Linked DNA regions of Homo sapiens: region 2 is linked to region 1. The links are chromatin contacts, found by Hi-C or POLR2A ChIA-PET in ENCODE. All regions are on one chromosome and are shown on one strand. Each heading gives the region's core, a stretch centred on a gene start or an enhancer-like site at or near the end of the contact. The rest is flanking DNA. Distances are from core to core; before and after follow the strand shown.

Region 1 (2,639 bases), core at 90-2,589:
TGAGTGCTGAAGTCAGCTGAACCAGACCAGTAAGGGGCCAGCAGATGCGCAGATGTTTCTTGGGTGGCGAGAGTTATTTTTTGTTAAGTCTATCTTATTTATTTATTTATTTTTGCAACATTTTCTTTCCTGATTACTAAAGTAATTGCTGTTTGGGGATGGTGGGGACATTGTCTGAATTTTTAATTTAAAAAGTAGTAAAGGACAATTTGTAGTAGGGGACAATTTGAAACAGAGGTCCCTGTTTTGTGTGTGTGTGTGTGTGTGTGCATGCGTGTGTGTGTGTGTCTATTTCTTGCTCCCTCCCTATCTCTTTCTGTCTGTATCTTACAATCTTAGGTCCTCTGTCTGTCTTCCTTCTTCTGTATGTATCTCTCTGTTCTCAGTAACCCAGCAGAGCACGTTGTGGCCCTCTGTACCCCCAGCACTGTCCCCACAACTGAGCACTTTGCCACTTAACTCTTGGTGGCTTGGGCGGCTGGGTCCACGGGCTCCTTTGAGGTTAGGAGCACCCCAGGGTGTGAGCTTTCCAAGACCACTTTCTCCCGGAGGCTGCAGGAACGGCCTCACTGCCATGCCGCTTTCAGCTGCTGTGATTCAGTGTCTCTGGTCTGCAGATCAGCTGGGCGATTCTCCCGTCAGCCCACATTGATTTTCCTGTAGATTACATTACCTCCAATCACAAAAGAAATTGTGCTTTCTCTCCTGGAGTGTCAGGGCAAAATGAATAGCAAACATTTTCCTGCAGGCAGCTCAGCTTTTCTGTCAAAGCCCACTTGAGCAGGCAGAGCACCGTCCTTGCTCCCCGAACCCCCAAATCTTTTCTCTCCAACTCAGTGGAAAAGTTTCTGGGATGAGGTGGGACATCAGATGCAACTTGGAACGCACAAGATATCCAATTATGCCTCAGTGAGATCCTTCGGTATCTTAAGACCTTCTAAATTATGGAATTAAGAGGGTTTAGAGGGGGAAAAGAGCGGGTGACACCAGATGTGTTAAGAATTTAGAATGTGCTTCTTCATATATTAAAAAAGACTCTTTGAATATCATCAAAGAGATTGAGCAATTTTTATTCCTTTTAAAAGTACTGATTGGGGTCTCTGGTCTCTGGCTGGTATGTGTGTGTGTGTGAGTGTGTCGGGAGGCTGTATCACAAGGGCCTCTCTTTCTACGCTTGGTTGGTGCCAGGTCCACTTTCTGAAACCCTGGCATGCAGGGCGAGCCTTGCTTGTGTGGGCGGCTTTGGCACGGAGTCCTGGCACGGTGGATGAAGAGAAGCGTCAGCACTTTTCAAACAACTAACTAGCAGCAGAAGGCGGGCGCCAATCTCCAAAGTGGGCTTTGTGGGAGAGAGGTCTGTGTCTGGGCAAACAACCTGCTTGTAGAGGCTGGAAGAGGAAAAGGCCAAAGACACCTGAAAAGTAAGAGAGAATCTTCTCTAGGGACACTGGGGAGCCACATAAACACACGTGCCTGCCCAGTTGAGCATGGGTTTCTGTGTATCCCACGTGTGTGTCATGAGATACTTATAGCAAGAATTTTCATTGATAACTTAGCCAATGTTTATTGAACAACAACCATGGGCCAGACACTGGGTCAATGCTCTACCTATCATTGACCTATCTTTTCACTTGTCATCTAAATTGAATCCTCGCAGTGGGAAAGGCAGTGTCATCCCTGTTGACGTGATCTGGAAACAGTGCGTTAGAGAGTATAGGAGACTTGCCAAGGTATTATGGATTGAATTGTGTCCCTGACCCCAAGAAATGTGTTGAAATCCTAACCTTCCCCACCTGTGAATGTGACGTTATTTGGAAAAAGGGTCTTTGTGGATGATCAAGTTAGGAAGGAGTCATTAGGATGGGTCCTGATCCAATATGACTGGTAGAAAAACCAGGGAGATTTGGACACAGAGGGAAGACCATGTGAAGACTCAGGGAGAAGAGGAAGGACAGCCATCTGTAAGCCAAGGAATGCCAGCGATTTCTAGGAGGGAGGCCTAGACGAGATCCTTCCCCCACAGTCCTCAGAAAGAGCCAACCCTGCCAACAGCCTGATAGCGAACTTTTAGCTTCCAGAACCATGAGACAATATATGTTTGTTGTTGAAGCCACTTAGCCTGTGATACTTTGTATGGGAGCCCCAGGAAGTAACTACACAAGCTCACCCAAACTGTGGGTGGTGGAGCTGGTGTGTATGTGTCCAGGCCCTGCCTGTCCCCGCAGTTATGCAGTGTAGCCTGCACACTGCTGGTTTCCTTGATGAGGGCCCAGCCAGTGCCTGGATGTGCTCCCGTGGGCCTTGGATGTTTAGGAGTTGGTATGTTGGGATGGTTTGGGGGCAGAGGCCAAAGGGAGACTTTATGATGAATCTAGCGTCTTATATATACTTTTGCTTACAGGTCTAGGAATCTGCTAATTTTATCATTTATATAAAGAACCTTAAAATGTGTATATCTTTTGACCTATTGCTAGAAATCTATTAAAATAATGATAAAAATGGTGACATATTTCTGTAGAATTATATATCATAGTACTACTTACGAAACAGGTAGGAACGTTCCACATCCCAGGAATGTATGAAATGCCACATTTCCATATTTTCTAAAGTGAAATGAAATCTGATAGAAGTTGACACTA
Region 2 (2,639 bases), core at 102-2,601, 62 kb after region 1:
CTGACCCACCTCGTTTTTGTTCTGCAGGTGTTGGAAAGAGGATGCAACCATCCCCAACAGGGAAGGGTGGAAAATGCTGCACTGTGCATGGGTGAGTGTGCACATGTGTGTATGTGTGGTCCTGGGAGCAAGGGCCGGGCAGGGACCAGTCTGCAAAACAACATTAAGAAACCGAAACATTTTCCACTGAGAAACAGAATTACTGCCCATGGAATTCTTACCCAGCCTGAGAAGCGAGCAGCAGCCCCTCCTTTTCATTAGTTAAACAAAGAGGGTTATTTTTCAAATGAAAACTTTCAGTGTGGAAAACAATCTAATTCCCGGGGCTTTTTGAGAAGTGAGATTCTCAGTGCTCCAATAAACATATCTACGTGGATATGCAGCTGCAAAGGCAGTGTCGGTGCGCTGACCAAACGAGAGGGCAGGCTTGGCCAGTGGGGGACACGGGGACTTAGCTTCAGGCCTCTCATAACAATCCCAGGTAGAAAGGCCAACAGAGGGAATGAACCGTGGCCTGGAAGATTTGAACTGTTCTGCGAGAGAAAAAAAGCGAAAACAAAAATATTTTCTGTAAGTCCATTAAATGATCTCCTTTCTTCCTCCAAGTCAATGAACTCCTTCTGGTCGGAAAATAATCTGCAAACTCAAGCCCTGCTTGGTTCAGTGGGGTGTGTTCCGCCTTATTGAATTCCTGGCCTTCAGAGATCTTTCAAAAAAAAAAAAAAAAAAAACTTGCACCCACTTATGAACCCGTGGGGTAATGTCAGCTTTCTTTTGAGGGGTTCTCTTCATGAAAGCTCCTGGGTACTTGCATTTGTTTAAGAGCGGGCAAGAATAGGAAGGCAGACTGCCAGGGTTCAAATTTTAGCTCTACCACTTAAAAATAGTGTGTGCTTACTCTCTCTGGACCTCAGCTTGCCCATCTGCAAACAGGAGTAAGAACGGTACCTACATCACAGAGTTTTCATAAAGATTACATGAGAAAGTGCTTACAAAGTGCTTACCACAGTTTCTGGACAAAGGAAGACCTCAAAGTGTGGCCATTATTATGAAGTCAAAGGGACATGGCATATGGTCACAGACCTGAACTTTTTAAATTAATAAATATCATTCTTTCAGGTTTCTACTTTTCCCATCTCACTAATGGAAAGCATGTTGTTTAAAAAAATAAAAGCAGACACAAAATAGCCTCTCTTCAAATCAGAGCTTCCTTCTCTAATCAGTCCGTGAATGTTTCGGGGAGTGCTCTATTTAACTTGGCTGGCCCCTGGTTTTGCCGTGAGTAATACACTGGGCTTCATTTCAAACTCCACACAGCCAAGATCACTGGATACTTGAGCTTCCCCAAGCTGAGTTGATACAGCTGCTCTGCCCCTGGTCACTGGTGAGTTGTCCCTGTGGATTCCAAAAGGTCTGAATACAAACAGGCCAAGGTGCATGGGCCAGCCGAGATGGTCAAGGACATGGGTTCCCACTGAGCAGGTGTCCAGGTGAGACAGACAAGACTGAGGAGGCCTGGGGAGCCCTACAGTGAAGTCAGAAGAAACTGAGACAGACAGAGGGTGGCCAGAGATTATGGAGAGAGGGGCCTCGCTGACACTTGGGGAGACCAGTGTTGCTTGGAGCATCCTTGCTCTTACAAAGGCAGCATAGGTGGTTGAAAGAAACCATCCTGATTTTGACGTTGCCACAATGATAAACGAAGGGCATGAAAACTCTCCAAATTAGGGTCTCTGAGACCAATTAGGTCAGACGATGAAGATAGATTTGCTTGAAAAATAAAATTGAGTATGGCTTTCTTTTAAACAAGGCTTCATTTCAAACGGACCTGAATAAACCAAATTCAATTTAGACATGTTATTCCCCAGGAACTTAGCTCTGGCATGAAATAAGGCTTGCCTGAGGCCACTTGAGAACCGCAGTCTGTGGGACAGCCCTGTGATGGACAAATAGAGTAGAGTGTTAATTTTGAGGCCTGTCGAACCCCAGTGACAGGCGGGCTGGTAAACAGATTGAAGAAGCTAATGACTATTTAGTGCTTTCCAGGACAGGAAATGTCTCTTTGGCTTCTGAGGTAGCAACACCCTTACCTTAAAAGGTTTGGATTGATGATCTGGGCCCAATAAAAGCCCCTTCTGAAATCTGTTGGGAAGCCCAAGCAGCATTTCAAAAGTGAAAGATAATGAAGATGTTCTAGAAGCAATATCATTATAAGTATACATTATAAATGATAATTACAATTAATCATATTAGCCTTCATAATCCCCCAACATTATAACTCAACAATGGTAGATTCATCTTCCTTGTGTTCTTTGGAAGAAGATTTTTGCCTTGAGCTACACATTTTCTCCTTTAATTTGACTTGTGGTGGTTTCTGCTTTCTGACTGATTCTCCGTCTCCTGAAGACAGGCATGTGATGGGGAGGGAGGTTTGGGAATTAGATGAAGTTGTGGGGTCATGATGCCCGGCAAGTTCTAGAACCCCAGAATTTACTTGGCCCCTGAAGGAGACACTCGAACAGCCCATCTTGTTATTTCAATGCTGTCAGAACTCTTTCTTTCATGCCTCTACATGTGAATCCATGGTCAGGCGTTCCCCAATCCCCGCTGCAATCTAAATCGGCCTCCTCCTTTTATTC

What was found. Hi-C counts contacts between places; a loop is a spot of excess contacts on that map. ChIA-PET counts read pairs that join two places held with the same protein, here RNA polymerase II (POLR2A). Pooled maps may share reads with other maps.
Region 2: a map of sigmoid colon shows a loop between it and region 1 (2.7-fold over the local background). The contact joins the enhancer-like site here to the promoter of LINC03041 in region 1. A Hi-C loop is called at or near these places in 7 of 168 maps with a recorded cell type or tissue (aorta, endothelial cell of umbilical vein, gastrocnemius medialis and 3 more) and 2 of 50 pooled maps. POLR2A ChIA-PET finds 5 or more read pairs at or near these places in 2 of 52 experiments (WTC11 and endothelial cell of umbilical vein).

Annotation. Positions count from the first base shown.
Region 1 is chr9:16,275,013-16,277,651 of GRCh38, reverse strand. LINC03041 (long intergenic non-protein coding RNA 3041) reads left to right here and starts at 1,339. Exons shown (of 4, transcript NR_171034.1): 1 at 1,339-1,421.
Region 2 is chr9:16,212,668-16,215,306 of GRCh38, reverse strand. LINC03041 (long intergenic non-protein coding RNA 3041) reads left to right here. Exons shown (of 4, transcript NR_171034.1): 3 at 28-91. Among named protein-coding and RNA genes, the nearest start is that of LINC03041, 62 kb to the left of the region's middle. Within about 2 kb of position 1,351, at least 14 of the 41 ENCODE cell types and tissues checked have a DNase peak (open chromatin) inside an H3K27ac peak, as active enhancers do; they include heart right ventricle and sigmoid colon, where a contact is called at or near this core.